2 separate regions of the Mus musculus genome follow, and region 1 is linked to region 2. Evidence: chromatin contacts called from ENCODE Hi-C data. All regions are on one chromosome and are shown on one strand. Each heading gives the region's core, a stretch centred on a gene start or an enhancer-like site at or near the end of the contact. The rest is flanking DNA. Distances are from core to core; before and after follow the strand shown. Region 1 has its middle 4.7 kb from the start of Gm31333. Region 2 has its middle 7.0 kb from the start of Allc.

Region 1 (3,974 bases), core at 910-3,409, 550 kb before region 2:
CATGAGATGCCTGTGTGAGTCACCTATGTGTCCTGCAACAGCAGCAATGACTGTATGCTACTTCCTGGGAAGATCCAAGATGTCTGCCCTCCCACAATGCTTTGCTTCCTAGGAATGAAGAGTCCCAAGCCCTGGCCCACATGGAAGCAGCTGGGATCTACATTTTGAATAGAACATATAGAATCTGTAGGTACATCAGGGTGAGAGAAATTTTAAGGCAACTTAAGTTCAGTGAAAACAGCCCTGAAGTTAGGCGTGTTCACACCAGTAATGGGTTATTGTAGAGCAGAGAACAAATCCCCTCTAGTTGAGGGGACAGGAGAGAAATGCATAAGCATGGACATCAAGTGTCTCTCTTTCCCAGAGAGAGGTACTTTATGATGCCTCAGACAGATCAGGAAGTTCAGTGGTCAGAGACAGGCCAAGGGGAAGAAGGCAGTTCTATCGCCAGACAGAGCCTTGAGCCTGAGTTTGGGGGGCAGGGACAGGTATATCCTGTGTGAATGCGGTGGAGGGGCAGCAGTATGCAGCACACTTTTGTGGTTGAAATACAAATACCTTGTCACCCCCTAGCACACAGAGAGGGGGTAACATAAGACAATTTTGATCCTGTAAAGGTCAAGGAGGAAGCCTGTGTAATGTGAAAAGAAGGCTGGAGCAGGATGAGGTGCTGAGGCTGAGTGAGAGGCTCAGTGGGAGCCTGGCAGGACTGAATGTGGGTCCTGGTCGGTTCATGTGGACCACACTGGAGTTGGTGGAGCACAGTGAAGGGAGCATGTGAGCATCATGGAGGGAGTCAGAGAGTGGCCTGAGAGGCCTCAGAGCAGGGCATTCATGAAGTTTATGGAGCTCTGTGCACAGGCTTTAAGCACCAGGTAGACGGATTCTAGCTGTACCAGAAGGAAGAGTCCTTACCTGGGACAGTTTGGAGAATGGATAAAATGTGGTTCCTAAAGTGTCACGGCGATGAGCAAAACCTGAAGCCTGGGACCTGGCTGTGGAAGACCAGAGGATGAGGTGCAGGTGCCACGGGCAGTGGTCGAGGCCTGGTGGAAAGGAGTTAGGCTTCCAGAGACCGAATACAGAAGCAGGGGAGAAAGTTGGGAATGGCCCAGGCTGCAGGTTTTGGGTGGTCTGTGAATCTCCACCAGGGTACAGCACAGAGGCCTTGGGGAGCAGTGGGTACAGCCTGGGAGATCTGAAGAGAAAACAGAGCTCTGGGCAAAGATGGAGCACTTACCAGGGAGAGGCCAAAACCACCCAGGGATTGGCACAGGGCGGAAAGGACATGAACAGACTCTGGGGGTTGGTGTCATCAATGGGGTAGGGTAACCTGCTAAGAGTGGTACCAGGGAGGCCAGGAAGCTGGGCCTTCCTCACCCAATCCCCTGAAAGATCACCTAGGAGTGAGTCAATGCGTCTCCCGCAAGCGACCTTGAATACTCCCTTTCTCTGCGCCGTGGCAAGCCAGCCTCCTCTCAGTTCTCACAGTGTCCTACTTTCCAGAGGTGTGGGCTTGGAGAGAACACCTGCAGAATCTGGAATGAATCAATGAATTAATATGCATGCTGCCTCTGGCCAGCAGCTGGGAGTCCCTCCCCAGCCAGAGAAGCTGGCCTCTGCTTAGGCTGTGCAGTCTCCAGTGTAGCCAGTCCAGCTGGCTGAAACGAGCCAAGCAGTCAAGCCTGCAGCCGACTATGCACACCAGTGCCAGGGCAGGCCATGAGTGGCACACCTCTAGGACTTCGGATGCACAGGACATTCCCAGTCCCACCTCCTGCTTTTTCTCTACAGCACCAGGAATATACACATGTGTGCATAGATGCACAAGCGATTCACGTGTGCAAAAGTACACGTACCATGCATACACCCAAATGTATAAAACCACATAAGGGCACATATGTGCATACATGTGTCCATGTGTTTACATAAACATACTCCACAGTCCATTGACTCCCTCAGGGATAAAGTGTCCCTCTCCCCCTTACCTCCTTTGCAACTTAGAAAACCTTCTGGCCTCATGCCTCCCCAGTGAGCACTCTCTGCACACAGGGACTTCCCAGCCCTGTCCTGCCTGCCATGGGCCGCTCTCCTGCCATCTGGTCACAGAGTCTGATAAGCATGGGCAAGCAGCCAATTTGGCCCCAGCTCTGCTTGTAGGCTGGACTGGCAGATAAATTGGTTGTGGAGGGGAGCAAGGAGGGGGAGTAGGGGGGTCTATGGGGGGGCGTGTGGGCAGAGGAAGGATTTTAGATTCTCTCTCTGCTAAGCCATGCACCAGCTTTCCAAGCTCATTGCAGTGCCGTGAAGCTGACAGAGTGCCAGCCGGGAGCAGGCAGATGGTGCTGGGCGGGTGTGGGCCAAGTGGGAATGGGCAAGGACCTTGTCAGAATAGACATAGGGCAGCAGCCCCATCCTACCCTACCCTAACCTTGCCCCCACCCCTGCCCCCACCCCTACCCCCACCTCCACTCCCACCCCCAAGAAAGCTGTGGTCTGCTAACCTCACTACCTATACAGGATGCTCCAATTCATTCTGGTTTATGCCTGTCCTGAGAGGCACTGACCTAAGAACTTGGAGTTGCTCAAGAAAAGACTTGGTTATGGCCTGATGTCAGCTCTTGCACAGAGCAGTTATGACACTGGTGTGACCTTTGAGATCTCTAGAGATAAACCTTGAAAACCACAAGATTTAGACATTAATACACACACATTTCTGGGCCCAGGCTGCAGGGGTGTCTTCTGGGAAGAGGAATGAGGGCTCTGTGACAGGGGTTACTTAAGTCAGAGTCTAGTAAAAAGTACCTGCTTCTCACACCGCAGACTGAGTCCCATCATTCCCTGTTGATCGTATAAGCATTTTCTTGAAGTCCCACAATGAGTCAACCCCTGTAAGACAGGCAACAGACCTACATGGAGCCACCTGACAGTGGCCAGCTAGAACCCCCACATACAGAACAAGACCCAAAGAATAAGTGAGAAGATGGCTGTGCCCACTGTGAACAGGTTCTCCTGATTTCCGTCTCCCCTGAGTTTGCTGCTTGGTGCAGAGCAGCTGTGAACTGTGGGACTTGCTGGAGGCTGGGGTGGAGTGTGATGAGGGACAGGTTCCGGGGTACTCCCATAGACAGGTCCACTCAGGCCTTCCTGTACTGTCTGTGGTATGTGCAGCCACAGATACTTGGTGTCTGAAACAGGTCCAAGAAGGTTCATTGGAGGAAAACTCAGTAGAAGTCGGAGGAAACCAGCCTCAGTCTATGCAGTGTTGTCTGTGTTGGGTTTGAACATGACATTTGCCTATCCAGAAATCCCAACTTGACTTGCCCTTAGAATGACACATGTAGGAGCTAGAAGCCTTCAAGGCCCTGAGCTATCTAAATGTCAAATAATGCTTACAAATAGCAATGCCACAAACACAGCAGTAGAAACATGTCCACTAGACCCCCTTGGCTCTACCTTGTCCCTCGGGTCTAAGTAGGCCTAGGGCCCAACTATTTGATACAAGCAAGAGGGTGCTAAGACCAAAACACCTGCCGCCACCCTCCACCCCAGAACCTCTCCAGCAGCCCATGTTCATGGGAGAAACTAAGTGCTTTAAGGACACTGTCAATTACAGATCAAATTCATTCCCAAGAAAGCCAAGTGGATTTGTAACGTTATCATTAGAAGAACATATGGCTACCCCAATCTCAAACTAAACGTGTCTATGAGAGAGACCACTGTGGTTACTCTTCAGACATCCCTGTGTTAAGATCCTAATCCATGGGTAATGGTGTTCAGAGGAGCAGGGTCATTGTTAGAGCAAGATCTTTATGATGGGAATTAATTCATTTATAAAGAAGGGGGTACAAGAAAGCTCTTGCCCTATCTAAAATGCAAGAGCATGAGAGGACATCTATGAGACACATGATGAGTCTTCTCCAGAGTCTACCAGACCTCTACCCTAAACTTCCCAGCCTCCCAAGCCATGGAAA
Region 2 (4,492 bases), core at 984-3,483:
TGTAACATATGAGCTGAGAGGTTCCTGGTTTGTTTGGGAGAGGAGGTTCCTGTCTTTGTAAGTGGGAAAGCAGAATAAAGCAAAAGGTGCCCAGGTGCTTATCTGAGCCAGTCTGCTGCTGCTTCTGTCTAACTTTTGACCTGGAGAGGCCTGCCTGCCTGCCTTTCTCCCTGGTGGTCCTTCCCTTGGTGCCACCTGCACAGTTTTGTTGATCTGGGGTTGTTACTTGGCATTTCTTCAATGCATATTCTCGCTATGGCTGTTCAGCATCACGGCTCCATCCTTTTAGAGTGAGCCATGAACTGGGGGAATGATACCACGCCTGGGGGACAATGCTGTCGGTAAGTCCTCAGAGATTTCAGTCTTGATCTGGCATAGCCGAGCCTGTGTTCATTTTCCCAAAGGAAGCAGAGCTCCCCGCTCCCCTATGTTCTGTTCATTGGAATCCCCTTCAGAAAAGACAAAGATAGGCTGGGGCGAAGCTTGTGTGAGCACCTTTGAGCATGTATGGGCACACCTTAATTAGGTATTGGTAGGAAGAGTGGAAACCCCCTCTGGTCTCTGAATCTACCTTGTTCCACGAGTGGTTTGTCTCTCAGTAGTCAGTGGTTTGCCTGTTCTGGCTTCTCTGAGGGTTGACATTCTAGACTGGGCTTTGGGGACTCCTGGGACTTCTTCTTACATGCTATTTCCACAGATTCATGCTACAGACAGGGCTGCACTTGTATCCAGTCTCCTCATCATGTGGACGTGCCGGACATTATCTGAAGGAGAAACCAACCAGGAAGTTGGGCTCCACCGTTATGATTTTGATGGTCAGCTCTCAGTTCAAGCCTGGAAGCTTTCTGCAGGGGAGGCAAGAGAGGGTCTACTGAAGGAGGAGCAAGTCAGGGTGAGGGTGCCAGGGAGCATTCATGGGTGGTCTAGCCTCATCCCTTACAAGTCTGCCTCTCAGCGGTCAGTGTGGCGAACAGCATCCTTCTGCATCTTCCCTCTTAGGGGTGGAGTTAGCTGTCGAGTGGCTGGGCTGCCTTCAACGTGCTTGAGTAACATCTTGACATATATGGCAGTCAAATGGGAAAGAGACTCTACCCGGGTCCAGTTAAGCATCCACAGTGTGTGAGACTGCTCTGCTCCAGGTCGGGGTGGGGGATGGGCATGTCTTCGGACCCAGATGGCCCTGGAGAGCACTGAGGAGGTGTCTACATCTCCCTGCTCACCCGTGGCATCTGCTGCCCGTGGAATCTCTCCCTTGCCTCGTGTCCACTTATCCTGGAGGCGAGGGTGAGCCTTGGAGTCTTCTGTGTGAGAGTGCTGCCGTATAACCGGGTAGAGGGTCATCAGGGACGCCCTCTAGCCTAGTTCTCAGTGCTCCGGGGGCTGCCTGAGGGAATTTTTTATCTTCCTGTACAGTGGGATCTGTCTGCCCTCCCTTCTCTCCTCCCCTTCCCTTCTCCAACATGAACGCCTTGACCTCTTGAAGTCAACTTGAGCGAGCAGCTGTATGTTCACAGCAACTGGCCCAGCCATGTCCCAAGCTGGGATGAGACATTTACATGCATATTTTGCATTACAATTCATAACAGTAGCAAAATTACAGTTATGAAGTAACAACAAAATAATTTTACGAATGTAAGTCACCACAACATGAGGAACTGAATTAAAGGGTTGCAGCACTAGGAAGGTTGCGAACCATTGCTCTAGGATGTCTTACAAACTTACTCTCATACCTAGGCTTGCATCGGCATTAATACCTAACTGGAACGGAAGGTGAACCAGAGCTCTGCTCTGCTCTGCACCTTATGGGAGATTAGAAGTACCAGGCACCTTGTAGTTTCCTCTGTTAAGCTCCATTTAGGCAAATTTGTGTTAATATAAAACATAGCAACGGCGTTCTAGCCATTGTTTATACCTGGTACATTTACATTACGGTGACTGCTTTGAAGCAGATCAGGTTAGGTACAAACACCTGGGCGCGGAGCCAGACCTCCGTCCTGAATTCCCTTCCCGAGATTCAGGAGGGAACCTCAGTTCAGACCGGGGGCGGGTGGGGGCGGGGCTGGCTGCGCAGCAGGGCTGTGGCGGCTCAGGCGAGAGCTGAGATTCATTAGGTGCCGCAGTGAGGCGTGACCGGAAAGCTGGCGTGGGTGTCCTCTTTAGAATCCTCTGAGGAGTACAGGCTGAGATAAGATGAGCAAAGAGACAGCCTCGGGCCGTGGGTCAGGGATGTCAATGCATGGTGCCACACTGCCACCCAGTGGGAAAGATAGAGAAAGCCAGAGAGGTTTGCCCAGCTGGAGGAGTGCCGGGGCACTAGCAAATAGTCTCTGGTCGGTCGGTAGGTCTGTCTGTCCGCCTGTCTGTCTCTCTTTCTCTCTCTTGTGCATGTGTTCAAGAACGAGGGAGTATGACAGGGAAAAAAAAGGGAGAGGGAGAGTCAGTAAGAGAGAAAGGGAGAGGAGAGGGAGAGAGGCAGAACAAAGGAGGGCAGAGCAGTGGGGAAGGAGAACTCTAGGCTAGGAAGGGAGGCCAAGGCCATGGTGCCCTTCTTCAGAAAATGGCTCCATCCATACCTATCTCTGTGGTTTTCCACCCTCAAGAGACCACTGGAGTGTGTTTGCACAAGCCTAGTGGCCATTTAGGCAGAGCGAATGTAAAGCTAGTTAGGAACGCCCTGGCCATGGCTGTAGGTGGAGGGATGTGGCATGTCTAGATTCCATGGCCAGCACCTTGAAGTCCCAGTGCAAAGGTTCACCCAGGCTGGTGGAAAAGATCCTGGGAGAGATGGATGTAGGGTACTTCTGCTCTGTCGGGCTCAGCTCTATCATTTCTCTCACGGGCAGCCATTCACCTGGCCGTTCCAGCTGATCAGGCTCTCCTCTCTAGCCTACATGTCACACAGTGACTGAAGGATGTCTGGGAACCCTGAGAGCAAATTCTGTTATTGTGTGCCCACAGGGGAATGTGGCCGGGAGGAAGCTGAGCCCTGCGCTCTCCTAGTTTGCTTCTCCGTGGCTGTGATAACACCACCACCAGAATCAGCTTGAGGAAGAAAGGGTTTATTTGGCTCACAGGCCACACAGTTCATCATGAAGGGGAGATAGGGCTCAAGCAGGAACCTGGAGGCTGGGACTGAAGCAGAAGCCATGGAGGGATGCTGCTTCCTGGCTTGCCCCGCGACTTGCTCAGCCTGCTTCCTTACAGAACACAAGACCGCCTGCTCAGGGTGGCACTACCCAAAGTGAGCGGGTCCCTCCCACATCAATCACACATCAAGAAAACACCCCACAGACTTGCCTATGTGCAAATGTGATAGGGGCAACTCCTCAACTGAAATCTCAGGAAATTCTAGCTGGGGTCCAGTTAAAAACACAAGCAGACAGCTAACCACTGACCCAGTCAACAGGTTCAACCCAACTCACTTAAACAGACCTATTCCAAAGCGGATGCTACTTAAGCTGTAAGTAGAAAGATCAGTTTGGTAAATTCACACAGAAATAAATTGCTGGGAAGCCACAGGAACAACCTGATGCACCGGTTATGGAAGGAACAAAACCCATGAATCACATTGCATACATTGCGTGCAGATCTGTGTGGGTTCCTTGGCTACTGTGGCTGTGGATGCTGTTGCCAGGCTGCTGAGACTGTTGCCATGGAAGCTGGCTTACTGATGTGCCTGTACATCACTGCTTTCCCACACAGAGCCTGCAGGCAAATCTGTGTGTCTCCGTACCTGGGGTCAGGGCCACATGTGATGCACAGATTGTGCACCGCACAAGTCCAAAACAAAACAAAACAAAACAAAACAAAAAAACCCCGTCAGCCTGTGTGCATCTGTGCTCTGCTCTGGAGACAGAGGTCCTGGAAAAGCATGCATTTATCCAGTTTCTGTTTTGGAAGGAAAGTCCCTAAGTGGGATGGTGGCAACTATACACCCAATAATCATGTATAGATTTTACTGTGTAATATCACTCCTACATCTTTTCTTCCTTCCTTCCTTCCTTCCTTCCTTCCTTCCTTCCTTCCTTCCTTCCTTCCTTCCTTCCTTCCTTCCTTCCTTCCTTCCTTCCCTCCCTCCCTCCCTCCCTCCCTCCCTCCCTCCCTCCCTCCCTCCCTCCTTCCTTCCTTCCTTCCTTCCTTCCTTCCTTCCTTCCTCCCTTCCTACCTTCCTTCCTGTATTCTGTGTGTGTGTGTGTGTGTGTGTGTGTGTGTGTGTGTGTAAAGTAACCTCAGGTGTTATTCCCTAGGTGCTGTTTACCTTGTTTTTTGAGCCAGTCTCTCATTTGCCTACAGTTGCTAGGCTGATTACAAGTACCACCACACTTGGCTTTGAAAAAAAACAAGATTTAAAGAGTTCATGTATATGGATGTGTGCCCGATTGTCTGCAGCACCGCATGTGTGCAGGTGTCTATGGAAACCAGAAGAGCATGCCAGATCCTCTAGACCTGGGATTATAGGTGATTGTGAGCTGTTTGATATGGATTCTAGAAT

The links. Hi-C counts contacts between places; a loop is a spot of excess contacts on that map.
Region 1: a map of heart shows a loop between it and region 2 (3-fold over the local background). The contact joins two enhancer-like sites. A Hi-C loop is called at or near these places in 3 of 37 maps with a recorded cell type or tissue (heart and left cerebral cortex).

What each region holds. Positions count from the first base shown.
Region 1 is chr12:29,135,281-29,139,254 of GRCm38, reverse strand. No RefSeq gene overlaps it. Among named protein-coding and RNA genes, the nearest start is that of Gm31333, 4.7 kb to the left of the region's middle. Within about 2 kb of position 2,159, at least 2 of the 3 ENCODE cell types and tissues checked have a DNase peak (open chromatin) inside an H3K27ac peak, as active enhancers do; they include heart and left cerebral cortex, where a contact is called at or near this core.
Region 2 is chr12:28,587,297-28,591,788 of GRCm38, reverse strand. No RefSeq gene overlaps it. Among named protein-coding and RNA genes, the nearest start is that of Allc, 7.0 kb to the right of the region's middle. Within about 2 kb of position 2,233, at least 2 of the 3 ENCODE cell types and tissues checked have a DNase peak (open chromatin) inside an H3K27ac peak, as active enhancers do; they include heart and left cerebral cortex, where a contact is called at or near this core.